2 separate regions of the Homo sapiens genome follow, and region 2 is linked to region 1. Evidence: read pairs that join two places in POLR2A ChIA-PET (ENCODE). Cell type or tissue: Panc1. All regions are shown on one strand. Each heading gives the region's core, and the rest is flanking DNA. Links, peaks and the distances in the headings are about the cores only. Region 1 overlaps LOC101929555 (a long non-coding RNA gene). Region 2 has its middle 200 kb from the start of UNC5CL.

What was found. ChIA-PET counts read pairs that join two places held together with the same protein. Peaks named below come from ENCODE experiments on the same cell type or tissue, not always from the same donor. Only the 100,000 strongest peaks of a DNase experiment are listed, where the experiment ranks them.
Region 2: POLR2A ChIA-PET joins it to region 1 with 12 read pairs; 3 of 35 experiments call an interaction of 5 or more read pairs at or near these places.

The regions. Positions count from the first base shown.
Region 1 is chr6:40,988,233-41,004,078 of GRCh38, forward strand. All of the region lies in intron 1 of LOC101929555 (a long non-coding RNA gene), which reads right to left. Among named protein-coding and RNA genes, the nearest start is that of UNC5CL, 43 kb to the right of the region's middle. RefSeq lists enhancers at 8,740-9,413, 9,414-10,086. In Panc1, for the core only: CTCF peaks have their summits at 11,494 (motif pointing right) and 11,604; no DNase peak of the experiment used is centred there; H3K4me3 peaks cover 789 bases; H3K27ac peaks cover 7,951 bases.
Region 2 is chr6:40,832,368-40,848,213 of GRCh38, forward strand. No RefSeq gene overlaps it. Among named protein-coding and RNA genes, the nearest start is that of UNC5CL, 200 kb to the right of the region's middle. In Panc1, for the core only: no CTCF peak of the experiment used is centred there; no DNase peak of the experiment used is centred there; H3K27me3 peaks cover 2,438 bases.

The sequences.
Region 1 (15,846 bases), core at 4,441-12,440:
AACGCTAGCAAGAAAGAAGTCACAGACTACAGACTTAACCATGGAAGTAACAACCCCTTACTTCGCTCTATTCCATTTGTTAGAATCAAGTCACTAGGTCCCATGCACACTCAACGGGATGGGATACAGAGGGGATAAATACTAGGAGGTGGGGATTGTTGGGAGCCAGTCAGAAGCACATGACCTCCTCAAGGCAACCCTGTGAGATAGATGCTATTCCTGTTCTATGAATTTTCCAGATGTGGAAGCTCAGAGAGGTTAAGTCAGTTGTCCAAAGTCACATAGCTTGCTGATGGTGGAATCAGATCTCACATACGAATCTGATTTTATAATCATTCACTGAGTTCAGCTTGGTCAAGTGATTTTCCCATAGTGGTCCCAATATCCTATCAAAAGAAGGTCACTCATTCTGTCAATGAGTAAGGTTGGTTGCCTCTAATTTAGCATGAGACTAATTTGAAGGGAGACCAATTTTTGGTGGCCACTAGCATCAGGACCAAGATCTGGGCCTTTCCAATTCTGGACTTTGAATCTCAGACTTGCTGCAGAGATGTCCTGTGCTCCTCCTCCAACCTGGCTCTGTCAACACAAGGCAGTACCTCACTCTTGGTCACTGCCTGGTTTCCCTTCCCTATTATTGTAGCTGATGTTTGTATATACAGTATTCCCCTTAGCAACCTGCCCAATGACATAACCCTGTAGCACCAGGCATAGTTCAATAATGTCTCATAAACACTTATTAAACACTACTTTGTACCATGAATTGAGTGATGCAGAGAAAAATCAGACATTGCACCTATCCTCAAGACAGTCACAAAGTGTCTTGATTCTAGCATTGTGCCATCCAATACAGTAGCTACTGGTTACATCTGGCTACCAAGTACTTGCAATGTGGCTGGTCTGAAATGAGATAAGTTGTCACTCTAAAATAACAGTGGATTTCAAAGACATATGAAAAAAGTAAAAATATCTCATCAATATTTTTATATTGATTGTAAAACAATAATATTTGGGGTATGTTGAATTAAATAAAATATACTATTGAAATTCATTTCACTTCTTTTTAGTTTTTTTAATGTGTAATGTGGCATTCCACATCGGACTCACATTTGTGGCTCTTGTCACATTTCCCTTGGACCACCCTGGTCTAGAGGCAGGGAGTCACGTGATACCCACAATTCCCATTTATTGAGGGTTCACCCTGTGCCTGTGTTCCACATACTCTCTCTCTACATGGAACACAAGTTATTTCATCTAGTCCTCATAATAAACTCATGCAGTAGACATCATTATTTCCTCTTACCACTAAAGCGGAGGCTCGGTGGACTGAAGCACCTTGCCTACAGCCACACAGTAAGTGGGTGAGCAAGACTGAGAAGCTATGGGGCTCCAGAGTCCATCAGAAAGAGGAATACACACCTGTGCTGTTCAGAGTGATGGACGCTGGAATGGAGCCACATGGGGAACCCAGGAGAAAGCATCCAACTCCACCTTGGAAGGCCAAGGAAGACCTCCAGATAGACATGACGCTTAAGCTGAGTAAGCCCAGAATAAAGATATCCACGAAGCCAACAGGCAGGAGAGAGCTTTCCCAGCAGAGGAAGCAGCTGGCGTGAAACCCCAGAAGCATGAAACTGCGTGGTGCATTCAGGGAACAGTGTGGGTTTGACATAAGAAAGTGGAGGGAGATAAGACGAGCAACATAAGCAGAAACTTTGCAGTAAAAGAACTACACACCGTGCAGAGGGGTTTGGACTTTGTCCTGTTGGGTCAGTAGTCTCAACTCTGGCCGCGCATTGGAATCACCAGGAGAACTTTTTAAAATACCAATGCCCAGGACCCATGTCAAAGCAATTAAATCGGAAGATCATAGGAGATGGTGATGAGGTGGCCCAGGCTCCAGAATTTGTTAAATACTCTCTCCAGCGATTCTAATGTGTGGCTGGGTTGAGAAGCTCTTCATAGTATTAGGAATTTGCGGAATAGCTTTAAGAAATGAAGTCAAATGATCAGAGTTTTGTCTTAGGAAGATCATTCTGAGGGTTGCATCGAAAATGAATTATTTTCCATTCTCCAGTAACTCTGGAAGCCGGGAAACCAAGCGGGTTTCTACTGAAATAGTCCAGGTCAGGGATGCTGAGGCCTGAGGCCACGTAGATGAATGGAATGGCTGTGGGGGTTGAGGTGCGGAGCCCCCTGAGAGAGGCCCCTGCTATGGTTCTGACCACCTCCAGCCTCAAGCACTTCCAACTGCCTCCTGCATCTCTCCCACTAGGTGTCCCACAGACATCTCCAGCTCATCACATCCTCATTGGAATTATTACATTCCCCCAGAGCCTGTTCCTGCAGGTTTTCCTAAGGTTTCCTTCATTCCCCTCATGGCTCCCTAGAAACCCTCCACCCCTCCAGGTCCATCATCAACTCCTCTCCCTCTCTCCCCTCTTTTCCCACATCCAATCAATCAGCAGGTCTTGTTGCTTTTATCCTCAAAGACTGTCAGAACAGCTCTTCCCTGTCACTCCCCAGCCCCTCTCTTATTCAGGCTCTTTCATTTATGGCTTGAATCCTTGTGACATTCCCTGTGGCAATCGCTACTGGATTTGGATGTCCAAAGCCATTTGAAACTCTGATTCAATAGGTCGGGTGTAGGGCTCAGGCATCACACACATGCACACACACACACACACACACACACACGCACACACACAAAGAGATATAATCTCCCAAAGTTATTCTAACTTCGTTTTAGATATGTGGTTCTAAAAGTATGTCCTTGTACCAGCAGCATCAACATACCTGGGAACTTGTTAGAAATGAAAATTCTTGGACCTCCACCCCAAGTCTACTGAATCAGAACCCTGGGGGTAAGACCCAGAGAGCTGTGCTTTAACAATCCCTTCAGGTCATTTTGATGCACATTCAGGTTCAAGAATCACCTATCCAAACTACTCATGGAAATCTCATTCCCACTTGCTAATGATTGATTTTCAGTGTGCACATAACCCAGTTCTGGCCAATGAAACATGAAAGAAAATCTTCCAGGAGGGCTTCTGGAAAAAAAATGTTTTCTCCCTGATAGAAAAAGGGAGCCATATTTTAAAAAAAGCTCTTTCTCCAATATGTATACTTTATGTGAGTAATAGGACCTGTTCTCATGTGAGGCTGTGATGCTTGGAGCTATGGCTGCTATCCTGGGACCATGAGGAGAAAGTGGAGAGGATCACAGGAAAGCTAATCCAAAACCTGATGTTAAACTTTCAAATTAATCAATTCTGGAACTTCCCAATCTTCATATCTGATGCAAGATCACTGTCATTCTTATTTAAGCCACTCTTAGTTATATACTTTCTTACTTGCAGCCAAAAGCATCCTGACTTCTATAGCCTCCTGACTGTTATCCATAGTTCCAGGCTCTTCCCTTCAAATCTATCCTACTGTGAGAAACTGTGAAGGGTCTTAGATTTTACCCTATCTACAGGCTAACAACTGAGCATGAACCCTGGTGAAAGGCATAAAACTTCTTGGTCAGAGGCAAAATATTGTATTACTCATGGTACAGCAAGCACCATGTTTGCATCAGTTCCCCTTCTTCTCAAGTCACACAGGGACAACACTGTGGGCCCATGTGGTACCTACACACCCAGTGGGTTGCATTACAGGAGAAGAACCCCAAGCCAAGGGCCCAAAAAAGCAGTAAGCAGCAAACAACAAATAGGTTCTCCTCCTGTCCTCCCAGGTAGGGATGGTTACCTTGCCCTACTTAGTCACCTTTATGACCAGATACAGAACTGCTCAGTATCGAGAAAGAGACAAACCCTGCAATCTGAGACATTCAGCAAAAAAGTGCAGGGAAGTTCAGAGCTCATAGTGAACTGCCTTTCCAACACCGTGTTTATCTTCCAGCTAGAGCTCCCAAATGTCCATGGCTGTAGTCACCTAAGTCCTTGCCTCAGATACCAGCAGAGTCTGAGCTAGCTTGAGCCCTTAATCATCCCTTCTCATTTCTGGCTGAAACCTATCACACCCTCCAAAAAAGACTGACTATGCCCCAGCGGCTCAAGGATACTCACCAGGCACTTTCTCTTACCTCCGCACAGAGTCCACTTCTTGTCTGGCATCACAGTTTTCCAGACTTTCATCTTCCACCAGGCCCCTCCTCTCATCTGCATCTCTTTGAATTTATGCTTCAGTGACAGTCTCAGTCTTGATTCCCCTTTTGGTCCTACGTGCCCAGGGTTCTGCATTTTCCAGGGCAGTCCGAGTCTACTTTGTTCTCTCACCGCCAGCACCCTGGACTTCCACCAGTCCAGATGAGAGTTCAGACAAGCGGCTCCCTGTTGCCTCCTAAGCACATAACACTCCTCACTCTGGAATCAAAGCCCTACATGCCCTCCTCCAATTTCCTTCTCTGAAATTATCTCCAACTATCCCTCTACAGTCTACACACTCCCCAGGGTTCCTGGACTATGTGGTTTTCTCCATCCCATCTGTTGTTTTTCCCCTCTAGACCTTTCCTCATGATCTTTGCTGGATTTAGAATGTGCTCTTCCTCCCCACTCTGCTCCTGGGGAAATCCTATCCCTCCCTCAGGCCCATCTGAAATGAAGACTTTGGTAAACCTCTGTACGGTTCTCTCCCTGCTGGCCAGGCCCTCTGCTTCTTTTCAACCCAGGGGCTGTGAGCTTCTCTTACAGTTCTCATCTTTCCAGTCTTCTGTGACGTCCTCCCAGGCTGGTCTCATTCCTGCTGCAAAATAAAAGCTCACAAAAGCAGGGACTACTTGATACTCCCTTTTGTCTCCCTTTCTGACCTGAGTACTGTTGCTAGCTCTGTTACTAATAGTGTTCTCCCCTAAATGCGTTTGAACACCATGACTGCTTTTTCCTAACTAAAGCAAATGAGAAAGCCCTGCTGTGAACTGCATCCCCGCCATGCTAGTCCATTTTTCTGCTGCCTTAGATACCAGAGGAGGGATGAAGCCTTCGTGTCACTGAAACTGATGTCACTTGTTGAGTCCGCCAAAGGGCAAATAGGCAAAATACAACTCTATAGGGGAAATATGTTGTGATTGGGGGTGTGCAAACTACACAATCTCCCAAACAGTGTGCTGAGAATTGATTCCAGGTATATCTGGATACTTCAGCCCTTGCAGTAGCTAGGTGGGGCCTGGATTGGGCTGAGCCTAGTGGGCTGTAAAAACATCACTTTTGTGTATTTATGAAAATAAAAAGGATTGAAAGCCTAGCTTTAGGGATGTGGAATTCCTAGCACCAAAGGGCCTAGCATCTTGAGGGTCTAATCCTGCAAAGGTTTAGACTGTTTCACTCATAAGCACCAAATAAAGGGAATTGTCAATGAAATGAAGATAAGAATGAGGAGTTGAGAGGGGGACAGGCTATGCTGAAAAATGTGATGAAAGCTTGTGTATGGATTGGGACTAGGATGGAATGGCTCAGAAGAAACGAGATGGGCATAGGTCTAGCATGAATTGTGGTAAGAACAGGAGGCAATGGGTTAGAGAGGGAGTTAATGGAATTTGCGTGAGCTGGAAATAGGGTGGATGGATAGGGGAGTAAGGCTCCACCCAGAAAAACCCACCTGGCTTCCTCAATGTTTCCTTTCCTCCATCCTTCCCAGTACCCTGATGGATAGCTTTGCACAGATAAATTTTGTTCCCAGCCCATGTCCAAACAATATCACAAAATCAGCCCTAGCCAGTTGTTTCTGTTTACAGCCCTGTCTGTGATTGATCCAGCTCTGGAAAAGCCCATTTATCATGAGGAACCAAAGCTTCATGGCCTACTGTCTATTTTGTTGCTTTATTCCCTAGCACTAAATGGGACTTCAGGACCTCCCACTTGTTCCAGTACCCAATGACATGCCTATATTTCCACACTCAGTTTGCCCTTCCCTTCAGCCCCTCTAGCTCTCAGCCTTCCTGGGACCTTAAATAAGTCACGCAGCTCCTTTCACCAACTCTTTTCTTGTTCTCGTTACTTCTGGGCTCTTCTGCCTTTCTATCTCGTCTCCTTCTCTCAGCAGCTCACTGTCCTTTCCAATTTCAGCTGAAATCAGATTCCTTCTCCCTTGCCTTTGCTTTCCCACCTCCCATGGCCTCTCTTATCATTTATTATTTAACTCAGTCACCATATTATGTATGCACAAGAGCCATTTCTGAACATGGTCGGCATGAAAAAAATAGGACCCAAAGCAGAAGCAAACACCTCTTCCCTATCAGTCTCACAGCTCCATTGTCATCCTGCTCCAGTCCTGAGCAAGGTCCAGCGAAACAGCCAGATCTGGCCAACACACCCTCAAGCCCAATTAACTTCTTAGGTTGGACACAGGGAAAATTTCCAGATGGCTTTTTACAGATATCCTTCAATTTATGTAAGAGATGCCTTCCTGGAAGTGGATGTTTGAATGAAATTCCAAATGGAATATCAGGAGGGTCAGGCACACAGGATGTGTGGTTCAGAGACCCAGGTTCTATTCTTCTTGAGATGGAGTCTCGCTCTGTTGCCCAGGCTGGAGTGCAGTGGTGCAATCTCGGCTCACTGCAACCTCCACCTCCAGGGTTCAAGCAATTCCCTGCCTCAGCCTCCCAAGTAGCTGGGATTACAGGTGCCCACCACCACAACCAGCTAAATTTTGTGGGTTTTTTTTTTTCTTAAGTAGAGACGGAGTTTCACCATCTTGGCCAGGCTGGTCTTGAACTCCTGACCTCATGATCCACCCACCTCGGCCTCCCAAAGTGGTGGGATTACAGACCTGAGCCACCGCGCCCTGGCCTCCAGCTTCTATTCTTTAATAGCCCTCATTAACTTACTTCCAGAACTTGGGCAAGACCTGTAGCTTCTCTAGATCTCAATTTCCCCATTTATAAAACAAGGGAGCCAGACTATATTTCCTCAAGTTTCTTTCAGTGTGAAAATTCAAAAACTCCTATTTTACTTAATGATCCACATGATTCCATTGGAGATCCTTCCTACAGTTAAAATTCAGCTCTCTCCTCATCAATAGGTCATTACGGAGCATGTGCTATGCTGCTGCGCCTCATTAGAAGGGAATGTAGATTAACCTGGTGAAGCCCTCCTTTTATAGATGAAGAGACCAGAGCCCAGAGAGGAGAAGCACCTAATCCTGGGGTCACACAGCCAGTGAGAGGCAGAGTCAGTCTAAAATGTACAAGTCCTGGCCTGAGACTACTCTTTTTTTCCTGTGTGGTGTTTTAAGCATGACTGCAAATATTTTTATCCTCCTTCCATCAAGAGGTAGATCTATGTCCCCTACTTTCTTTTTCTTTTTTTTTTTTTTTTTTTTTGAGACGGAGTCTCGCTCTTGTTGCCCAGGCTGGAGTGCAATGGCACAACCTCAGCTCACCGCAACCTCCACTTCCCAGGTTCAAGCGATTCTCCTGCCTCAGCCTCCCAAGTAGCTGGGATTACAGGCATGTGCCATCACACCCAGTTAACTTTGTATTTTTAGTAGAGATGAGGTTTCTCCATGTTGGTCAGGCTGGTCTCAAACTGGCAACCTCAGGTGATCCGCCCACCTCAGCCTACCAAAGTGCTTAGATTACAGCTGTGAGCCACCACAGCAGACCTTGTCCCCTACTTTTTATTTGAATGGGTCCTTGGCACCTCCCACCAATAGTACATTTGGAATGAATGCTATGTAACTTCCAAGGCAGGGTGCATAGAAGGCCATACAGCTTCAGCCTAGCTCTCAAAGGACATTTATTTTCTCTCAGAGCCTTCATGTAAGAAGTCCAATGGGTTGGGTGCTGTGGCTCACGCCTGTAATCCCAGCACTTTGGGAGGCCGAGGTGGGTGGATCACCTCGGAGGTCCGGAGTTCAAGACCAGCCTGGCCAGCATGGTGAAACCCTGTCTCTACTAAAGATACAAAAAAATTAGCAGGATATGGTGGTGCACACCTGTAATCCTACTTACTCCGGAGCTGAGGTGGAAGGATCTCTTGAATCCCGGAGGCGGAGGTTGCAGTGAACCAAGATTAAAACACTGCACTCCAGCCTTGCTCTGTCTCAAAAAAAAAAAAAAAAGTCTAACAATCCTGAGAACTCCATGCTCTCTCAGCTGAGCCCACCCGTAAGCCAGCCCAGCCCAGCTGCCAGACATATGAGTGAAAAAACTATTGGAAGTGGATCCTCCAGCCCCCAGTGGTTGAAAGCACCCCCATTCCAGTCCTCCCCTGAAAGATCCACCTCTGTGCTTTTTTCTAACTTCTGACCCACAGAATTTGGGATCACAATAAAATAGTGGTTGTTTCATGCCACAAAGCTTTGGAGCAGTTTTTTACATCGTCATAGACAACCTGAAGAACTAGTAAACTCTCATGTTGGCTAATATTCTTGGGCTCCCTTCCCCCAGGTGACCAATGCCAGGAGTGTGTGACTTGCAGCACATGTGCTGAAGGTGGAGAGAGGTAGCCTCTGCCTCCTCACACTGCACATCCCCTCACCTGCCTCCAGTGTGGTCAGTTCACATAGGCTTTCACTCCTCTGCCCAGGCAAAGTTCTCCTCTCTCCTGCCACGGTCCTTTGTTTATATCGTGAGTGCAGGCTTGTCACACGGATAGCAACCAGATTATTTATGTTTGTCTTCACTAGACTACAGGCTCTAAAGGGACACAGCTGTATTCTATGCATTTCCCTGTGCTGAGGCCTAGCACCTAGTGGGCGTGAAATAAATACGTGTGGAATGAAACTGTCAAAGACCATGTGACCAGCTGGCCCTGACCCCCTGCTAACAAGCAGCAGACCCAGAACCCCTTTCTGGTTCTCCTCCAGGCAGGGCACAGTTGTTTCCTATCTGAGCAGGCTCCATTTGCTTCACATCAGCCCAAGAACAGGGAATGGGAAATGCCTTGTGCTGCAGGAGGGAAGACAAAGTAAGCCAGAGAGCACTTGGCCATCTGGGGCTGGGAGCGGAAGAGAATGGAACCATTCTGGAGAGCCAGACATTTGTTTTGTAGTTGTTGCCTTTGTGAATGTACATGTCCTGAAACCCTGGTTAATTTTCTTGTTCAAACATTGGTTTAAAATTGCTGGCTCTAGGAGAGATACTGTCCTTCAGCAGGTTCTGTTATAAACTTTGCAACTCCAAGGTCTGATTCAGCAGCAAGCTGGAAAAGTTCCTGGTTGCTAAGAGACCAGAGAGCAAATTAGCAGCTCACAAAAGACCCAGCTAAGACCAGTAAAAAATAAGACAAACGAAAACAAGGTAGGAAATGGGCCTCCTCAAAATCAAAATAAGGTAAACAAACTGGCTAGGAAAATGTCTGATTGGAAAAGACAATTATAAGTATTCTTCATGCTGAAGTAAAATGCACTATAGGTAGCTAAACTCTATCTTTGTCTTTTTGTCACTTGAAGAAAACAGCAGGGGAGCCCCTTTCTAGTCCTGAAATTCCGGATCTATGAGTCAGAGGGAAAAACAAACTGTCCCAGTTGATAAGGAGGAAAGAAAAAAGTGAAATAGGCTGCCTCTTTTATGAGCTCTCCCTGCCAGGACGGTGAATGGGCTACCTGGGGTGGTGGCCCAGAAACATTCCTGCAAGCAAACAAAAGCCTCCCCCCAGGAAAGGTTTCTGATCACTGCTGGTCCAAGGCTCAGCCGCAACAGAGGGCTCTGACCCCCACAGGACTTGGCCAGACACTTCAAGATCCCATCTGGCAATCAAGCATGAGAATTCAGGTACTTGTAATAAGAAGGGGCAAAGAGAAAAGTACCAAATAGGTCCCAGGTATTAAATATTTATTTTGTTAAAGTGCCTCTATAGCTATGATTTTTAGTAATTTCTTTTCTGGTCAGACAATCTAGTAAAATATTATATTAAAATTATTTTTAATCAAAAACAGAAAAAAGCATGCCAATCACTTACCTCTGATGGAAATTCATTCTCCAAGACACACAGTTTTCCTAAGAACCTACTGCTTAGCTGGACAAAATAGTAGGAAAATGCTCCAAGTGGAAATTACCAGCCTCTTGAGGGAGGAGCTTGAAAATCTTAAGTGATCACAGAAAAGTCACAGTCATCTGGGTTTTGGAGACCAGAGAAGAAATGAAGAAGGGCAAAAAAAAAAAAAAAAAGAAAAAAAGAAAAAGATGGGGTGTGGGGAGGAAGATGGGGAAACATGGAGCTACAAATTGGGAGAAAATTAAGGCAGCCAGTAGGCATATGTCAGGGAGCTATGGCGTGATATGCCTAAGAACTATGTGACTGAATAGCCTCCACTTATCAATATTTGTTGGACAGCAAAAGGATTTCAGAATATGATGGATCCAACAAGCATGAAATAATCTTTAGGGGAAAAAATTACAATTCCCCACATGGCAGCTTCCTTCAGATCTTTTCTGACAATCCTGTTTGTCAGATTTCTAAATCGCATGCAACTGCTATATTTTAGGCAGAGCTGGTATCTTCCTGGAAAAAGACCGTCCCAAATATTCAGTGCCCCTCCCTGCAGGAGAAATAGACACCTCCTTTCTGATATATGCAGCTCTGGCCAAATGACTTGCTTTGGCCCATGAAATGTGAGCAGAAGTCACATGTGTCACTTTGGAGTATAAGTTTTAAGAGCTAGCACGTGGTTCTCTGGCTTTTCTCTTGCTGTCACAATGACCAGAACATGTTCCAGATAGTGCCTTATCCAACAGGCTTGGTCCCCAAGAGAAGAAAGCATGGAACAGAGCTGTGGCTGGATTGCAGTGGACACGTAGCCCAGATGAAAAATAAGTTCTGTTGTGGAGTTACCTGCAATTGCAGCAAAACCTAGCCTATGTGACTAATATACATGGCCCACGGGACTAAAAGGTGGCCAGAGTTGCCCCTCGCCCTCATTCACATTTTCTCACTAGCTGGCCACAGTCTCACCTTGAGAGGAAAGTCATTATGCTCCAGGTGGCTTTCTTAGAATTCAGATATGTTGCCTGACTGACCCAGGAAATCAGGGCTGGCAGCCCTGCTGCTGAGCGTGGTTCAGTACCCAAGAAACAGGCAAAGATGGCGCACGGAGCTGAGAGGAGACAGAACCATGAACTTCGAGTTGGAAATGCCAGGTTGGAGCTGGCTCACCAGTTCTAATTTAACCCAAAAAGAACAAACAAAAAACAAAACAAGCAAACAGAAAAAAAAAAAAAAAACACTAGACCTTCTTATTCCTACCTTTAGAACTTTAGAGAGTGTTGATATTTAAAAAAAAAAAAAAAAAAAAAAAAAGGCAAACAAACAAAAAACTGACCCCCAAAGCCAAAAGAAATAACATGTCTTTATTGAAGAAATGTCCATTCTTCCTTCAAAGCCTCTTTCCCTTAACAAACGTGGTATGCACAGCAAAATGGAAAAGATGTCAGCCTCCACAGTACAGAGGAGGTGAGAAGATCTGCTTCCCAGCACACTGTGGAAAGGCAGGGCCTGGAGCAAGGCTGTGACCTCAGCTGCACATCTGGGTCCTAAGACCACTGGAGGGAGCTGTGCTGAGTCAAGGTTAGAGAGCCCTTGGCAAGCAGATCCCCGGCAAGGCAGCCAAGTCAAAGAGGAAGTTTGAACACTTAATGGGACATCAAATGGGATTTTCCCTGCAATCTCAGAACTTCTGCTAAAAGCCCTAAAGTGGATAGCAATAAGTAAAAGTGCCCCCGCAGTCTAAAAAGAAAGTGATCAGAGGATACCTGCAGGATTTTCTCAAAGATGAGTGATCCAATCCTCCCATCCCACCTCCACCACCCCAAGAGAATACTAGAAGATTTGCGAGTCCATTGAAATAGGCGCATTTCTAAGAGTAGGGAGTTGTCAGCCTAGTAGGAAAGGCTAGGGTGTTTCTCCATCCCTCCCTTTCCCCATGAAGGCAGGAGGAAGATGTTTCTCCCATCCTCAAGTGAGGCACAAAGATCCAAGAGAACAGCAGGGAGGTCAGGAGGCCTTCGAGAGGGAGAGAGTGAGTCCAATACCCAGCTGGGTGCTGGCTGAGCCACAGAAACCAGTAGGCTGACATGGTGCTCCCCAGACAGGAGCTTGGGGCTTGCCCTTGCCCCCAGGTTCTGGAACAGGGAGGCTGGCACCTGCTTTTTGTCCAGAGAATTGTAAAGGAATGTAGGAAGCTGGCTGGGCTGGCTTGCAGTGGCAAGTACAGAGAGGGCATGAGGTGGGCATCCCTCTCATCTGGGCCACGTGACCACTACGGAATGTGTCCCTACTCTAGGTCTGATAAGACTTCCTCCTAAAAGGGAAGCCCAGGAACTAGAGGCAAGGTGTGGGGGAAGGTGGTAAAAAGCAGACTAGGCCACCTCTCCAAGGCAGACCTAGCTCAGGCTTGAGCTGAGGGATGGGGAGGGGAGAAGCATAGTGCTGGGTATGAGATTGAAGTTTTGATTTAGCCCGGCCACGACCTTTCAATGCTTGAAAGTGAGGTGAGGCAGCCAAAATAAAACTAGTTATTATAACTGAAGGTGACCAAAAAGCTGTGGGCTGTGCCTGAAACAACGTCAAGGGATGGTCCAGAAATAAGGAAGAGAAATGCAACAGAGAGCTAGAAAACAATAGTTGGAGAAAAATAAAGCCACCTCCTGATTGTACTCCATGGAGTCACATCGGTCAAAAAACCAATTACAATTGGAGGGAAATTCACCAGAGAGAGAAGTGCTGTCTAGAGAGTAACTATGATTGGGGAGAACTGCCCAAAGACATTCCATTCTCCATCTCATTAGAGTATGCATTCTCCAGGGTGTGAATGCTCCCAAGTGCTCCCAAGGGGGTGGAAATTGGCTGGGGTGGGGGTGTGAAAAATCTTAGATGTTTCAAAGTTTTATGACCCTCCAAAGTTTAATCCTGCCCAACAAAATAGTATGTAATTATTTCTTAATTTATGTTTACTATACATTTATTTATCAATACATATCTTATCTCTCTATAAATTTATATTATTTTATGTTATTATTTAAAATAGTGTTTAGGATAGGGAAAAAATGAAAGGAAGGGAATTTTTTTTCCTTAGGGGAACAATGCTGAAGAAAAGTCTAGAAACATTGAGTTAGAGAGAAACACAACATTCAACCTCAAACCAGAACTGGTGTTTGGATAAAATTTTTCTGGCTCCAAGTAGAATTGCTTTCACTGAATTTGTTTTGATATCCTACCTTTTGAGGGCTTTATCCTCTGCTTCACAAGGTGTCCTTTTCATAGGGACCCAGAAGAGAACGTTCTTTCAGGTTTCACTGTAAAGAAAAGCAGTGCTTCTTCTGGATAAATGGTTTGTTTATCTTTTATGTTTTATCTTTTATGAGATTTGTTATGCACATCTCAAATTAGATCAAGTTTCCCTCTTTGCTTCAGCCACAGGGGAGCTCAGGGCACCTTTTGTAACCACTGCAGGACTGGGCCATATGCATATCTGGGACTTTGCCTTATCTGTGCTTTTAGTATTTTTCTACTTTTAACTTTGCCCCAATTCCCTCAACTGTGTTTTAACTCTTTCCTATTTCATGTATTTTTATAAGCCCCCTACAATCCTTTGTGGAATATGTGGGATATAAATATGTAAAGAGGAACACTACCTCTCCTTCCAAAGTTTTCTTTCCGCCCACTCTTATTAAGTCTGTCCTTATACAGTTGCTTTTCTTTTTAACTCAATGCACAACTAAAAGGTATTCTATTGGGTTTTATCTTTTTCTTAGTTTTCCAGGATATTAAGATCATCTTGAAAACTGATTCTGTAACCCAACATGTTTGCCAACTTTGTGTTATCCATAGTGTTGAGGACCATACCTCCCATGTCTTCATCCAAGTCATTGATAACAATGTTGAATGGAACAGGGCTAAGACAGACCCCTAAGGTATGCCACTAGAGACCTTCTTCCAGCCAATATCAATGCACTAATCCCCTTTCTCTTCTGATATGGTTGAACCAACGATTAGCCCACCACATTTCTGCCATCTGTCTTCTGGCTAAGCTACTTGGTCAAACATCTCTCTGACCAAGGAGCCTCTGCCTACAGCATTCCTTAGACCTGTTACTCTTAATATCGCTCCCCAAAAGGAAGTAGGCTGACACTGGATGCCGGGAACTCAACTCTACTGCAATTGTGTGGCTGCCACCTCTGCACTGGAAATTTGATACTGGATCCCAAAAATAAGAAGCCTGAGTTGCCAGCTGCATGAGTAAAATGAATACACCACCCAGAGCTATGTGTTTCCAAATCAAAGTCTAATGTAGGTTCTCCTCACCGGTGGAGCCTGGGTCACATGACTGGCACCAGCTGCAAAAAATACTAAAAATCTCAGTTCTCTGGATTCTGCCTTGGAGCAGCAGTTCCCATATGTCAGGAACTCTAACAAGGATTAGAATGATGCTCAAAAAGTGCTAAGCAGTCAGACATGACGAATGTCCCTAGAGCCCAAATGGTGGGGGGACATGGCTGCCCAATGAGCCCAGGCTCCATCCTGCAGTTCTCAGACCCTTCTCCAAGCTCCTAGGAGAGGAAAGCCAGTGGGCTAACCTTGGACGGGGTGCTTTCCAGAGACAGTCTCAGCTAGTTTGCAAGGGGTCAGGCAGTGCTGTGAAGGCTGTCGGTGCCCTCCTGATGTCCCCTCAGGGCATTTGATCCCCTCCTGGTGTGCTTCCACCTGAGTCAGCAGGCACCTGAGTCTCTGTGTCAGAGGACTGTTCTCGGGCAGCCTCAGCCCTGGGAATTCACATCCCCTAAGACAACCCTCAATCAATATGATTGACAACATAAGGATTAAACATTCTCCAGCCTTCTCCATGATGAAACAACTCTGAAGTGTGACTTACACCATTAACAGACATCCCCTGTGGGACTCTTCCAAAGTTACCCTCGGGGACACTTTGCTTCATACTCACTTCTTTCCCTTCTTTCTTCCAGTTCCCTACGACCTCTGGATTTTCCCTGGGAACACACTTCCTAACACTTTCACACAAACCTTTGCCTCAGGGTCTGCTTCTGGAAACCAACCTAAAACAGGAAACCATGGCTGCCGGAAGTCCATGGTGGTAAATCGGGAATTACTAGAGAAGGAATGAAGAGAAGACCCCAAACGTGTCCGTTGTCCCCCTGGTTGGACCCCCTCCAGACCACCTTGGTTCTGAATGTAGAAACTTAACCTCTAAATATCTGCCCAGGCCCTGCCCTGGTCCAGAAGCAGAGCTGGAACTCAAAACCAGTTTTGCTGAAGGTGTGCACCTTCCCAACATCCACTGGTGAGAACATCCCAGCACACTGCTCTGTAACTTCCAGAATTCATTCCTTTCCCCTTTTTGAATGTCAAGAGCTCATATGCCCATCTCATGTCATTGAGCGCAAATCCCTCCCCTATAATTTATCAAAGATTGATGACAGTGACTCTGAAATCTCATGTCAAGTCCCTCCCAGGCTGCACGACATAATTCATCAGGGTCAGAGCCCTGAGTTTATCACAGCTGCTGCTACCGGCTTTACTGCCTCAATGCCTGTCCTTGACTTCAATCCCCTCTTTGCAATGTTTGTTCTACCCTTTTCAATTGGAAGACCACTTTCCTTACTGGAAAAGAAGGAGGTAAAATCATAGTTAGGCAGCACAGCCCTCACTTTACCTTCGGCGAATGTTAAATCATTTTCTCCACGCAAATCTTTCCCTTAATTTTTGCATGTAGAACAGAGAACAATGGGGTTCCTCAGAGAGTTCAGAACCCCTAGCTCATTTGAGACAGTAGATTTTCCTACCCCACTTCTTACAGGTGGGGCCACACTGCTGGATTCAGCCCTTGCCCTCTGTCACTTAGGGGACGCTGAAGGCTGTTTTACAAAATGTGAACCTTCATGGCCAC
Region 2 (15,846 bases), core at 4,335-12,334, 160 kb before region 1:
TAAAGTATTTGCCAACAAAGGACAGCTTTATGAAGCTGATCTCTAGTAACTGAAGATGTCAGAAACCTTGATACTAGTAAGATGGGGTTGGAGGAACTCTGCCTATTATTATTTCAAATATGAACATGATAGGCAACAACCAGTAATCCTGGAGCCTCAGACAAATCCACATTCTAAAAACATCAAGCTGCCTGAGAATGGAACTGGTTGTGAGATTGTTGAAGGATGCATTTTCTTCCACAAAAAGCCAAGTACAATCTCCAGGTGTACTGGAGTGATGCTGTGTTGCTGATACCTGCTGTGATGCTGGGGAATTCCCTGCTAGGAAAATTCAAAATGAAAAAGAGCAAGCCACTTAAGACACGATGAAGAACAGATAATTTATACAAACACCCACACTTAATTCTTAAACACTGCAAGCATGAAGAGTTGGCTCATGTAATGTTGAAGCCAAGGTCATGGAATACCTCTAGCTAGAATAGTTCGTGCTGTGCCAACATGATCATAATTCAGTGCCATAATTAGTATCTCTTCAAGAATAAGTATTTGCCTGACTTCTCACTTGAGTCCAGGGTTAGGGAGTGCTTGGTACTACCAGTTAATAGACCTGTCGGAGACAGCTCATGGCTCTCTGAATCAGAAGCAGGCTTTAATTTCTTTTTTTTTTTTTTTTTGAGATGGAGTCTTGCTTTGTCACCCAGGCTGGAGTTCAGTAGCGCAATCTTCGCTCACTGCAACCTCCGCCTCTCTGGTTCAAGCAATTCTCCTGCCTCAGCCTCCCAAGTAGCTGGGATTACAGGCATCTGCCACCACACCCGGCTAATTTTTGTATTTTTAGTAGAGATGGGGTTTCACTATGTTGGCCAAGCTGGTCTCAAACTCCTGACCTCAGGTGATCCACCTGCCTCAGCCTCCCAAAGTGCTGGGATTACAGGCATGAGCCAATGAGCCCACCCTAGGCTCTAATTTCTGTTTTAACCTACCTTTAATCACTTCCCTTCTTAGATGAAGTTGTTTCTTGTGGCTCCAATGAGTGCTAATGAACAGCCTGGTATTTTCCAAGGAGTAGCAGATTAGCAAGGGTTTGATTCAATGGTACCCTCTCTATATCTGTAAGAAATTTCCATGGATTTAAGAGCTACAAAGTTATGTTTATTTTTCCACCAGTCTAGAGTTATTAGTGAATACACTGTTTATAAGGAAAGGAAAGCATGTTTTTCCAGTCTTCCCTTCTCCAACCCTGCATGAATCAGACACTCCCATTTACTTCCGCATGGACACTCACCTTGCTGGGCCCAGGTCCTTAGACTGGTTCCTGTTTCTAGGTCCCAGGCCATTTCTGGATTCAAGATTTCCCTTTAGAAAAATACTTTCTTCCATGCAAGGCAGTGCCTTCAAGGCCTTTATTTTCTGGTAAGTAACTCCTTTCTTGTAGTTATGCCCTAGAGTCTAAGATACTCTCTTGCTTTTCCCTAACATGACATCTTGTGCTTTAGGTGGATCTCTAAGACTTAGTTACTCTAAGTTAATATGTCTCCTGAAAACTTTGGGTCCCAGGTAGAACCAATTTCTATCCTGGAGTATATCTTTCCAAAAGTAATAAGAGGGAGTGACTCAACCAGATAAGTACCTTATTTGTAAAATCACACTAAGCCAGCACAAACCTCTTTTGTTTAAATCTCCACATGTCAAAGCATTGTGTAAGTGCATTTTGGTTTCTAGTGACATTGTCCTGTCTGGAAGGCCACCCCTGACCCATTCTGCCCATGTTGATATTTAAACAAACATGTGTTTGTACTCCAACAATAGATTTAAGAGCATCACCTTTTCCTAACCTGTCTGTAATCTGTTTATAAGGGTCGAAGCAGCTCAGGCTGCTGTGTGTATGTGTGTGTGTGTGTGTGTGTGTGTGTGTGTGTGTGTGTGTGTGTGTGTGTGTGTGTTTAAATCTCTAATCTCCATCTTGTCTCTATTCACTATTCCCTACCTCTTCCACACCCAATATCCCCCAGTAGAAAAGATTCCCAGGGATTCTCATGAGCCAGCCTCTGTTTTCAGCAGACCCTTTTTAAAAGTCTGAAATATGAAAGATCTTCTAGATGTCTCTATTAGTTGGAAAAGGGAGGAAGCCTGACCGATTAAGAGGCCTGATGTTGCCAGCCAGTTTATGTTGAGGAAATGGGGAAGAAGGGACCCTTTCCAAAAGCCTGTATGGGGAAAAGGACATCTATGAACCTTTTGTGAGGATTCGTTCTTGGTCCTCTGTAACACATTCCTCACTTCTAACAGCGTTGCAGGCTCCTGCTGGCTGTTTTCTATCCATTTAGGGAAAAAGATATTTCAATAGTGAAAGCCACTGAACAGCATAAGGTTATGATAGTGACCATATTGAGAAGGTAAGATAGTTGTTGTAGGATTGGCCATAAGTAAGGTTCCAGCTTTGGGGAAAATATTAGTAAACTACCCTCTGAAATGAGTATTCTTACTCATTTTTGTGAAAGTCTCCCCCAGGATGAATTATCATGTGGGATCTGCTTTAAGATAATCCAATAAGAAATAGAAGAAGGAAGATTGGATACAGATTAATAACTGATGAAACCAGATGACTGGCACATGGGATTTCACATTATTCTTTCTACTTTTGTGTAGAATTAAGAGTTTTTATAATAAAAATGTTTTACATCTCCCCAGGAGACACCCACCTAGGACATGTTTTGTAAATGTGTTCCTGATAATATAGCACTGCCAAAACCCCAGGACTGTCTCTCAGTCAAAGGTATTGATTTAACATGTAGCTTTTGAAGGGCACGCTGTATTCTTGTTGCCTATTGCCTGTTTGCTCCAAAGGAGTGTACTCATGACAGAAATTTGGGGAAGTTGATAAAAGAATATTAAAACACTGCTGCATATGACTTGGGTTAAGAGTATGCTTTCTTGTATATGCATACAATGTTTCTGGAAGAATTCACTATTTGCTTCTAGACAGGGAAGCCAGGTTTCTGAGGAAAGGGATTGAGAGGCTAGGTTTAAATAAATTAAAATTAAATGATTAAATGAACAAAACTATGCTGTCACTGGAGGGTTAGATTTGTTACTACCTGTGATACTGTCCCAAGTGAAAGTGATCTGCCCAGTGAGCCTAAAACCAAGTTAATTAAAGATTATGTACCTAGCTCCATTGTTTAGCAGTTGAGTAACAACTGCTTGACAGACTCAACTTGATGAATCAGTACATTAGGGCATCAGTTAAGCTGTTTAACTCCAGCCTTGGAACCACCGTGGAGACAATAGCTTTTGCTCACATTCTTAAAATGCTGCAGGATTATGTCCATAGTACATGAGAAGGTGCAAACTTCTCAAAGCTCATCTATACCCTCATCTCTGCAAGTGGACTTCTTAGAAAAATGACTTAGGAATGATATGGAAGATACACAAGCTGTCCCAACTGAGTGGGAACAAAGGCATCCCTGCAGGCAGGCAGGAAAGGGCCCCCTAACTGAGATGATGGCACCCCTGAAATCTGCACTTTTCGGTGAATTTGCCATGAAACTATTCTTACACCTGAGAATGTGAACCTGCCTGTGTTACAAAGCTCCTGATCTTTTCAATGCAGAGAGAACACTGTTCCTCTGAAAGAACAAGCTGGCACAGTTATTGCTAGCTGCTGCCACAACATCCTTGTTTCAGAAGAAAACAGATGAACTGGAAGTCAGGAAAATCTGCTTATGATTTTTGGCCTCAAGACACGCATGTTGAAGTTCATCATCCCAAATGCGGGAGCATTCGAAAGACTGGTAAATGAATGGAGTCTTTACAACTGCTTCTGATGTTGGAGTGACTATATGCTATTTGAGTATATGTGTTAAACAAGTCCATGATGTTCTTCTACAAACAGAAGAACAGCGGGGCACATTTACCTATTTAGGGGAGGGAGCTGGAATCTATAGCCAGTTATGAATTGACTTAGAAAACAGAACCAAAGCAAATGTAATACCAGTTTTTAGACAATGCTTATGACTTGTGCATATGTCTCTGCTGAAGCATTACTAGGCTGTTGGATTGAGGCAGAGAAGAATTGACAATTTCTAGTTGAAATATCACCTGCAGTTCATCCAGGACTCTGTTCCAAAGACAGAAGCCATAACCTGTATTAATTCTTTCTGTTCCATCAGTCTGCTCAGCTTATTATGGACTACTCTTGAGGACATGAAGATTCTTACGTGTGTAATGAGATGTACCAAACCGCAACATTCTTGGGTGCAGAGAACCAGCAAAAATTGAAAGTTTCACATCAACACACACTTGGTGAGGAGGACAACGTGGCAATGTATATCAAAATTGTAAGTAACTCCACGTCTGAGAATTTACCTTAAAGATGTATACATTCCAAAATGATGCATGTAAGAGATAATTCATCATAGCATTGTTTATAACAGCAAAAGATTTAAACCAACGCCTTCTGTAGAGGACCGGTTAAATAATGGTACCTCCACACAATGACATAGTATACCATCATGAAAGAATGAGGCATCTTTAAGTACTTTAAAATCTTGAAGATAAATCAAGAGGAAAAGGTTAGAGCAGTAGTTAAAAGCAGACTTTCATTTGTAAAAAGGAAGAAGGTGGATAAGAATATGTTTTTGTATTTGTTTACATCTTTCCTGAGATTTTGTACCTATACAAAAGAAACTGACTACTAGCATCATCCAGGGTGAGAAACTGAACGTCCAGAAGACTTTTCACAGTACAGTTTCCATTTTTCAATCATGAAAAATCATTCAAAATTTTGACTGTTTAATCATGAATTATCTATTCCAAAAGAAATATTTTAAGTTAGACTTTGAAATGACTATAAGACGGTATCTAATACATAGTTGGCACACTTCTTACGAATGATGATTTCTTGGATATACAATTAAATATGAACTTGGAATTTCTGCTTTTAGCATTATGGCTAAAATAGAGTTTTTTCTCCTACTCAAAAGTTAACAAAGGAATTGTAGAACTTTCTTTTTTTTACCAGCCTCCCCCATCCTCTACCCCCTGACTTTTATGACGATTCTGAAGACTGCTGAGAAGTAAACGTTGGGTGTGAGAGAAGCGCTGTGTCCTTGAACTCCCCAAGATTTAGAAGTGCCAGGAGCACTAAGAAATTGCCTGGAGCTATTTTGCTTACATTTATTTCTGCCCACCCGGCTCCAGGCTTTGTATTTAGTCCTCTTTCCTCTGGCCCTCCCTCTGGTTTCTACTGAATCTAAAACTACAAGAAAGAAACTAGGTATTTTTGAGGCATAAATTATTGGGCACAATTTAATCATTTACAAAGTCTTGCTGATGAACTCAGTTATTTGGTGATATTTATTAAAAAGAAATAATAATTGGAATAAATGTATTTATAAGTGGTTTTCATGATTCTCTAATTAGATGAAAACAATATATAAACAAAGCCCCTTGAATCTGGGACCAATATGGACAGTTCTTGGCTTAGCAATATGGCACATCTCCTTGAGAAATGAGTATAGTGTATCTTGGGGGTAAAAGGAAATGAAAAGAGCTGAACTTGCTCTAAGACAATGATGCCTACATTCTGCAATGTGCATCGGTCTTATTCTTACCTTCCCATTCTGACTGCCTCACAGGATTGGTTGAGAGGATCAGAGTGTAGTATGTGTGGATGCACTTCATAAATGCAAAAGTGTGGTTCATGTACAAATACTGGCCCTTATAGTGCTGAATTTACCCAGAATTTTGCCCAGAAATTTGCCCAGAACTGTAAGATCAAATGTGTGCAGATATGCTGAAAATACTGTAAAACAGTTGATGATTAGCAACTATGATATTTCTAAGCAAAATACTGGATATTTCTTGGAGAACCCCTAGGACGTTGGTTTTTAAGCCTACTCTTGGGACTTGCAGTTTTATTATTGAAACTTGAGAATGCCTTTGCATTCTCAAGCAGACTGGCTGAGGCTGCTTAATGGTTTCCATATCCAGGCACTCTGTGGGCCCCCACATTGAAGTGTGGACCTCCAGGTTCTGGTGCAGGTGTCAGTTTTCATTTCCTGTGCTCAGAAAGGAAGGAATTATCACCACAGCTGGGCCTTCAGTTTTTACTGAGGTGAGGGAGATGAAGAACCTTAATACTGGTCACTAACTTGTAATGAGATTGTTTCAGGAGTCAACCTGCTGGTTAAAGAGGACCAAGCCATCTAGGGGTATTTAGGCATCAATCGGCTGCTCCACCATCAAATTTTAGCAGCCAATAAAGCTGATCATGTGTGTGACCCACCTTCCCCTGCTTGGGAATGCAGTGCTTAGCTCTTAAGGTTGGAAGGTGATTGACAACAGGACTTCCAGTACAGAGAGAACCTTTGAGGTATAAGAGGAAAAAAAAAAAGCCCAAGGCTGAATTAGGCTATCAGAGATATATCCTGGTGTATAATTAGCGTGGCTTCTAAGAAGCTATTTTAGTGGAAGTACACATATAATAGAATGGCCCAGTGACTTGTTCAAATGTAACCCTGGGAGTGAATCAGCTTTTAGTGGAATAAAGATTTCCAAGGTCAGCCTTTTTGAACCCACTGTGAATTAGTTTTCTCTTCTGTCCAAGAATATGCAGACATGGTCAGAGTGAATGCTGTGGTTGAAGTGGAAGACGTCTTTGTCTACACTGTCCCAAAACCTCGTGAACGGTTTCCTTATGTGATTAGCTCTGCCCTTAGTCGCTTAACTAAGTTGTTAACTCTGCTCTGGTTACTTATTGCACATGGGTTGGAAGACTCAAACGGGATCATGCCCATACAAGCACTGTTAAGTTGTATAACGCTGCATACGTGTAACTGTTTCACAGGGTGGTCATTAGGAATAAATGAGATTGCCTGTAGGAGCCAGCCACTTTCGGTGTTCCATTCATAGAGCAATTAGGGCCCTGATCAGAAGCCTGATTCCAGAAATAAAGGGCCTCTGCTTTGCACCTGATGGTCTAGTCTCCTGTCTGTGTCAGCCCCATCTTCAGTTTCCAGCTTTGGCACACTGTGCTCCCAGTGTCTACTCTCCAGCCAGCAATGTTGGCTTTTCTTCATCTTCCAAGCCCACTACTGAGACTCCAAACCCAGGCATGTGAACTCTGACTGAAAATCATGAACATCTCAGGGAGAGAGACTAAAGCCATCCTCAGCACATCAGGCCTGATACTACCAAGGCAACCTTCTTCTCCTTTGTCTTTCCTGTTTCGGCTTTCCAGGTCTCCACCTGGAAAGCAGAGGCCAAAGAGGGACAGGAAAAAAATCGAGTTTAGTAGCAAAGAGCCAAATAATTGCTTCACTGGTACCTTGGTACAAAGTTCTAATTAATTAACTGGTAGAAACAGCTGCAAATATTAAGACTTGAGCAAATGTTTTGTGGGACTTGACATACCCTAGGACATTGAAACAGCAATGGAGTGGCATGGGGATCTGGCCACTGATAGACCAAATCCTGACATCACATCTGTTAGCTGAAATATGGACTAAGTTGTTTTTAAACTGTATACTTAAAAATAATATAGATCAATAGGAAGTTGCAAAGATACTGCAGAGTATCATGTACCTGTTCCCAGATTTCCACTAACGGTTACATCTTACATGACTATAATGCAATTTAAAAACCAGGAAACATATTGGTATAATGTGGGTATAGCTTTATGCCATTTTACTACAAATGTAGATTTATGAGAACTTCAGTCAAGATACAGAACTATTCCATCATCACAAAAATCTCCTTCATGCCACCGCATCATAGTCTCACCCCCATCATCATTACCACATCCCTAACCCCTGGCAACCACTAATTCATTATCCATCTCTATAATTTTGTCATTTTGAAAATGTTTTAGAAATGGAATTATACAGTATGTGACCTTTTGAAGTTTGCTTTATATATATTGCCGAATTCTATTTGCTGATAATTTCCTGAAAGTTTTTGCATCTATATTCATGAGGGATTCTGGTCTTCCGCTTTCTTTTCTTGTACTGTCATTGTCTGGTTTTAGTATCAAGGTAATATTAGCTTCTTAAATTACTGGAGAAGTGTTCCCTCCTCTTCTATTTTCTGGAAGTGATTGTGTAGAATTGGCATTAATTCTTCCTTAAACATTTGGTAGAATTTGCCAGTAAAACCATCTGGTACTGGAGAGGTTTTTTTTTCAGCAGTTTTTAACTTATAAATTCAATTTCCTTTATAGTTATAAGGCTATTCAAATTGTCTATTTTATATAAGGGAGGTTGTGATAGTTTGTGTTTTGCAAGGAATTTTGGTCCATTTCACCTAAGTTGTCAAACTGATGTGTGTAGAGTTGTTCATAGTACTCTCATGTTATCCTTTTGATGTCTACAGGGTCCGCAGTGATATCTGCTGTTTCATTCTTTATACTGGTAATTTGTCTTCTCTCTTTCTTTTTTGTTAGTCTTGCTAGAAGTTTGCCAATTTTATTAATCTTTTTAAAAAGTTTGTGTCTTATTGGATTTCTCTATTGTTTTTCTGCTCTTCTCTTTTCATTTCTTTCCTTCCCCTTGTTTTATGTTTATTATGTTCTTCTTTGTCTAAGTTCTTGAGGAAGGAGCTTAGGTTACTGATTTGAAACTTTTCCTCTTTTCTACTGTAAATGTTAAGTGCTATACACTTCTCTTTCAGCACTGCTTTAGCATAGATTTCTTTTTTACTTGCCTTGAGACCTCCTCTTTGATTATTTAGCAGTGTGTTATTTGAACATTTCATTTTCTCTTTCTTTTTATGTGTAGTTTAATTCCATTTTTGTTAGAAAACATAATTTGCATAATTTCAGTTATTTCAAATTTGTTGAGGTTATTTTTGTGGCCCAGGATGTGGCCTCTCTTGGTATCTGTTCCGTGGGCTCTTTAGAATGTGTTCTGCTCTTGTGGATATGCTGTTCTATAAATGCCTATTAGATCCTGTTGTTTTATGGTGTGGTTGAGTTCTTCTATATCTTGCTGATACTGTTTATACAGGTTTCTCTCTGGTTGCTGTATCAATTCTTGAGAGATAGGGGATTCAAATATCCAACTATGATTGTGAATTTGTGATTTCTTCCTTCACTTCCATCGGTTTTTGCTTCACGTATTTTTCAGCCCTGTTTTTGTGGTCCACGCACATGTAGGACTGCATATCTTAGTGGATCGGCCATTTTGTTATCATGTAATGTTCTTCCCTGTTCCTGGTACTTTTCTTTGGTCTGAAGTCAACTTTTTCTGAAAGCTCCTCTTGCTTTCATTTGATTAACCTTTGCGTAGTATACTTTCTTAAACCCCTTTACTTTCAACCTACCTAAATTATTATATATGAAGTTTCTTATAGACAGCTTATAGTTGAGGCATGTATTTTTATCCACTTGACCAATTACTCTTTTAATTTATATATTTAGATCATTTATATTTAATGCAATTATTAATAATCTTAGGACTTAAATCTGCCATTTTAGTTTTTCTTTTCTGTTGTTCTCTGTTTTTAATTTCTCTGTTTTCCTTTTTCTGCCTTCCTGTGAGTGAAAGTAACATTTTTAGGATTCCATTATCATCTGTCTAGAGCATGTCTGAATGTATCTTCTAGAAATTTTTTTAGTGGTTGTTCTAGGTATTACATAATATAACGTAAGTTATCACAGTCTACCGGTATCATCATTTTACCAGTTTGAGTGAAGTATAGAAAACTTACTATCCCTTATGTTCCTTTACCCTCTCCTGTATATAATTATTAATTATGTTTTAATTATTTCCTGTACATTCACTGAGAGCCACATCAAACAGGGTTATATTTTTGCTTCGACCATCAAACATAATATAGAAAAGCCAAAAGGAAAAGAAAAGTGTATTACATTTACCATATTTTGTGCCCATTGACATTTCCAGGTTACCTGCTTGTCCTGATCCAAGTCTGGGATACATGAGGCAAAAAGAAAACCCAGGGAACTTACTACATATTGTTCCTCACCTCCTGAGTTTCCTAGCTGTCCTACCTTCTTTTCTCCTCATTTCAGAAACTTCTTGTGTCTGTTTTATATGTAATGTCCAGCGTATTTAGTTGTACTTATTGGGAGGAATAGGGAAAAGTGTGTTTTCTTGTCTTGTCTAGAAGTGATGTGACTAAGTGGATTTTAACTGCTCCTGCAATTACAGTTCGTGGCTTGAAATCTCCTTGCTCTTTCTTCTATTCTGTTGCTTATTCTGTTTCTTGGAATAAAAGTTAAATGTATCTTTAAATAATCTTGACCTCTTAGATTAATAGTTGATTTAACCTTTGATGGGTCGGACGGGGGCGGAATGGAGATGGAGCTACTAGAAAGCTATCAGTTAGAACAGCAAAAGACAGCAGGTAGACCAAATAGATATGCTAAATAGACACAGTGCTGGCTCCTGAGAGTTGCTTCCCCAGTGAGCTAAGTCAGTCTTTTTGCTCATTGCCTTATCATTCTTACATAACCTACACTACACTGCCTTATGAAATAAGAAAGGTTGCTAGACTGGAGTCAGGAGACCTAAGTTACAGATGACACTGTGACCTTGAGCAAGTGACTTGACCTTCCTCAGCTCTGTTTTATTCATCCTTAAAATGTGCTTGTTGGTGGATTAGTTCCTAAAGTTTCTTCCAGCTCTTATGGTTTGTAATTACTCTTCACAGACAGCTTCCCCACCACTACTACACACGCACATGCAAGCACCTGCAGGCAACTGCTCACCGACTACTTTGTCCTACAGAATTCTTTAAAGAGGATTTGGCAACATGCTTCTACAAGACATTTAAAACCTCACTCATCAGTTTTTGAAAATCTTGCTCATTTAAATTGTCACAGCTCAAGAGCCCTGGGATTTAAACCTTGGAAAGGGTAAGGCTTGTCAGCAGAATTTCTGTGTTAATTTGTAAAAAGCTAAGAGATATTAAAACTTTCCACTCTGCAGAAGGCAGTAGAGAGACTGCAGACAAGGAAACCCAGAGGGGTAGTAGAGGGAAAGTCACTGACAAATGCCTGCACTCTCAGACCCCGGTTTTTCCCCTGTCCTGCCAGTATCTCCAGCCCTACTGGAATAAAAGGGACATGAACTCGAGGGAGAGGAAAAATTGTAGCCAGTAGAGACAAGCTTAGAAGGAACAGGAACGAGAACAGGATCTGAACATAAACAGGCTTGAGATAGTCATGATTTATGAAAGATCAAATAGATATCTGCCCTCAAAGTACAAATACATTACAGAAAAGCTTATCCCATATATTTCCTCTTTGTCCTTTATCACTTAAGCTACAGAGATGATACCATTGGTTGAAATATTTCCAGGAAATGCTTGTTCACACATTAAATTCCTTAATACACAGTGATTGGACAAATTGCTCAAATCTACTAGAAGAAGGAAACTTTTTGAAATTACTAACACTTCCCATCCACTAATTTCTTTTTTAAAAAAATTACACCAAATGGGAGTGTTCTTTCCCAGGCAGTCACTAAAAATCATTGTCAGTGGTGAGAGTTGTTTCTGATAGACTTTTTGTGTATGGAAACTCAAAGGAGGCAGAAGAGACAGAGGCATTATGAGATGGGCCATGTGAAATACAAGATCATGTGAAATGATTGGGGAATCCAGAGAATGGAACCTTGGCTCAGGAGATCCTCTGGCTGGAAAAGGAGGACTGGAAGGGGGTCATGGAGCAGGCTTGGGGAAAAACGGGCTGGCCTCAGATCTTCTGTTACCACTACCCCTTCTCAAAATTATTTTCAGGGAATATTTTCATGCTGTCCTAAGTCATTTGGTAGACTTTGTTACTCAAAGGTTCATAGCATCTGAAGAACTGACAATATTTTGAGTATTTTACCAACGTATATATTTCTCCCCACCTTGAGAGACAATTGAAGGCTGACAAAAAGAGTTATTTACATCTATCTCTCTCTTGTCCTTTCTCATCTCCCTTTAACTTTCCTTCATTTCACAAGTGAAGGCCCATACTACCAGGCTGGTAGGGAAGACAGGAAAAGAGTATGCCTACAAGCCTCACAGGAAATGGAGAACAGCAGGAGGAGCTAGCACCAGCACCGTTTATGACTGCACAATGCACTGCTACATAACAGATGTTTAAAAATTCCTTGAGTCCCTAAGGCCTAAGATCATAAAAGAAGAGATCACAGAGAAATAACAAAGTATATAATACCATGATTATATGGTGCCAACAAAGCCAGAGTTTGCAAAAAAGAAGAGTGGCCAATAGATAAAATAAAGCAGAGTGAGCACTGGGGACTATGAGAATTGATTGGATTTTACCATTAGGATATTATTGATGACCGTAGCAAGGATGGTTTTATGGAGTTATTAGGGACTGAAAGCTAGATTGTACTGAGATACAGTAGAATAAAGACAAGTGGAAGCTAAGCAGCGAGCACCAAGTTTGAGAATAAAAATGTTGGTAACTTCAAGAGGAGGCTCAAAGGTGGTTTTTGAGAAAAATGAGCAATGTCTGTAGGCTGAGGGTGGGAATATGGAAAGGGGATGTTAAAGCTATCAAGGAAGCTGGGTTAATGGAGCAAGATTGCAGAGGAAGAAGTGAGGAAGGGTACAGTGGAAGGATTGGCCTAGGGTACTGAAGGAAGGAGGATGAGAGTCTGTGGGAATCCCAGTGGAGTTTGGATGAGTAATTGCTGCAGTTCTCTCAGCATCTCTGGGAGAGCACAGCCCAGCCTGGGCTTGGAGGGCTGTGGTATATCAGGGGCAAAGTTTCCATGAAAGCTTAAAAAGTAGGAGATTTTGACAACGGAGGGAGGATTTGGGAAAGCAGGTGGGGGAAGGAAGGGTTCATTATAACAGAAGCCAAGGCAATAAGCACCTGAGAGAAAAAAGCAGATAATGAAAGGAAAAAGAAAACTGCTACATTTTTTCATGTGGAAATTGATGGTTATAAAAATAAAATCAGAAATCACTGACCTACAAAATTCAACTTCAGTGTGAGTCCCTGTGGTGGCAGAACTTTCAAGGTGGTAACTGTGGTGGATTTATGGAGGAGTTGGTGTGGGCCTTTGTCTTGCTGAGTTAAAGGCAGATATCTTGGGTGTGCACAGCAACAGAGAGGGCTCTGATCTTTCTCCATGGAGAGACGTCTTAATGTATAGGGAGTAGGGAGGGCCCTGGTCTGGTCCCAGCAGGGACTGTCTTGCAGTGAACAGACACACTAGGTATTAAGTAGATCAAAGAAAGATGATGTGAAAGTCTAGGAAGTTTTTAGGGGAAAGAGTCAAGCTTAGACTGCATATTAAGAAGATAAGGTAGTTTCTGGCAGGAGGCTTTGGACATGGATGTGGTGGGAGAGGAGGGAGAGAGGAGACCGTCCTACTAGAGGGTGCCTGTGGGAGAAGGGAGGCTGAGGTCCAGGAGACCTGTAAGTTACAAATTTTGTGTCTTCTGCGCCTCCTTGTGGTCAGCCATTTCCACTCCCAGCTCAGCTCTCAACTTTTCTCCTCACTGGTTTCTGTCTAAATGCCTCAGCATGGTCTCTGAGGTCTCTTGAATAGTCAGCTTCCAAATGGCTCTGCCTTCCCAACAGCCTCCTTCCTGTAGTAAGCATGCCAGTATCGCCCAGTGAGTAGATAACTTTCTCATCGCCTCACCTGGTTCATATATTTGGGTGTTATGGCCACTTGGTGCACCTCCTCTTTCTCTCTCCAGCCTTCCCAGATGAGCACCTCTCTGTTCTCACTGAGTCCTGGGGAAACTGGTCAACAGCTTGATCTTGGGTATCTATAAGACATCATTGCTGGGTTGGATTTGGCTAATTAGTGGCTGCGTGGTCTAGGTAAGTTAATTAACTCACTCATCTTGGGTTAAGGATGTAGTCACATAACATACAGATATGTCTGACACTCATAGTAAGTGCCTAGTCAGTGTTAGCTACTCTTACTACTAATGCATCCTTTGTCAGAATCCAACTCCAGGCAGACTTAGGAAAGCCTGCAAGTTAACCAGGGTCCTAACTATCATACCAAGATGCCATGCTAGCCGCCTACATGCCTAACAGATGCATCCCTTTTTCAGTATCCATTGCTTGCACTTCAGACCTTTGCCAGAGCCCTCCAACTCCAAATGTTCTCTCCAGAGTTCCGCAAAATTCAGTGGACATAATTGGGGAGGCAGAGGAGAGGCATTCTAGGCAGTACTTACACCGATTGCATGTACCTTGGAGGATGAAAATGACATCTAAATATTCATTCTTCCAAAAGCTACATTCTAGAATTGCAATATTTTAGCTTCAGGTGAAGGTGCTTTCTCAGAACTAGTTTGTTATTATGTCCTAATCCCATTAAAATTGAGATTAGGCCAAAAAAAACATTTTTGTAAATGCCTTGACATCATTTTTGTACCATCTAAAGAGAGCCAAAAGTGGCTTTTAGAGTTATTGCTACCTCTCTCAATTCATTGGTAGGCTTCTAGCTATTACATAATAAGAGAAAATGGAAGAAATGGAAGAAAATACCATTCATTAAGCCACTGAATAAAGTCACCTCTGAAAGTTGCCCTCCAGTGCTTGGCATCACAGAGGCTCCACTTATATAATAACTTCCTTTGGGTATATACCCAGTTATAGGATTGCTGGGTCAAATGGTATTTAAATGGTATATAATGGTATTATAAATCATTCTACTATAAAGACACATGTGCATGTATGTTTATTGCAGCACTATTTACAATAGCAAAGACTTGGAACCTACCAAGATGCCCATCAGTGATAGACTGGATAAAGAAAATGTGGCACATATATGCCATGGAATACTATGCAGCCATAAAAAATGATGAGTTCATGTCCTTTGCAGGGACATAGATGAAGCTGGAAATCATTATTCTCAGCAAACTATCACGAGGACAGAAAACCAAACCCCGCATATTCTCACTCATAGGTGGGAATTGAACAATGAGATCACTTGGACACAGGGAAGGGAACATCACACACTGGGGCCTGTCGGGGGGTGGAGGGCTAGGGGAGGGAGAGCGTTAGGAGAAATACCTAATGTAGATGATGAGTTTATGGGTGCAGCAAAACACCACGGCAAGTGTATACCTATGTAACAAACCTGCACATTCTGCACATGTACCCCAGGACTTAAAGTATAATAAAAAAGAAAACTTTCTTACTCTCCTCCTTCTCTTATCATCCTCCATCCTTCCCACTCGTACTCCCTCCCAGTGTGCAAATCTTAAAGAGACCAGCACCATTATTTATGACCATATTTTTAGTGGGTGAAGATTTGATCAGAAAAGGGATTGATAAGGAAAAGAATTCCAGAAATTTGGAATGAGCCAAGTGCTAAGATCCTGTGGTTACCCAGCTCTCTTACTTCTGATTGAGACAGGGGGAATTTGAGCTATGGGATTAAAATTGTCTCTCTACCACTTAATATTTCTCCTTTCCAACTGCATGTCACAAGGGCTGCTTCCGAAAGCTTTGCGCAAAATTCCGACGGCAACAAATTTCCCTGACTCTCTACTCTGTGTAATGCAACCACACAAACTCTTGTGCTTAATCTCTCTCTCACACACACACACACGTAAATCAGTGGTTCTCAAACTTGAGTGTATATCAGAATCACCCAGAGGTCTTAATAAACCACAGCTAGGTTGGGGTAGGACCTAGTAATATTTCCTACAGGTTACCAGGTGATGCTGATGCTGCTGGCCTGGAAACCATACTGAGAACCGTCGAAGTAAAAGTCTTCTCCTTTTCTAGCCTCAACAACTATGCCTGTAGCTGAAGACTACACAGTTACTCATCACATCTAAGCTCATAACACTGATTCATCTTCACTCCTAAGCCTGGAGCCGAGCTGC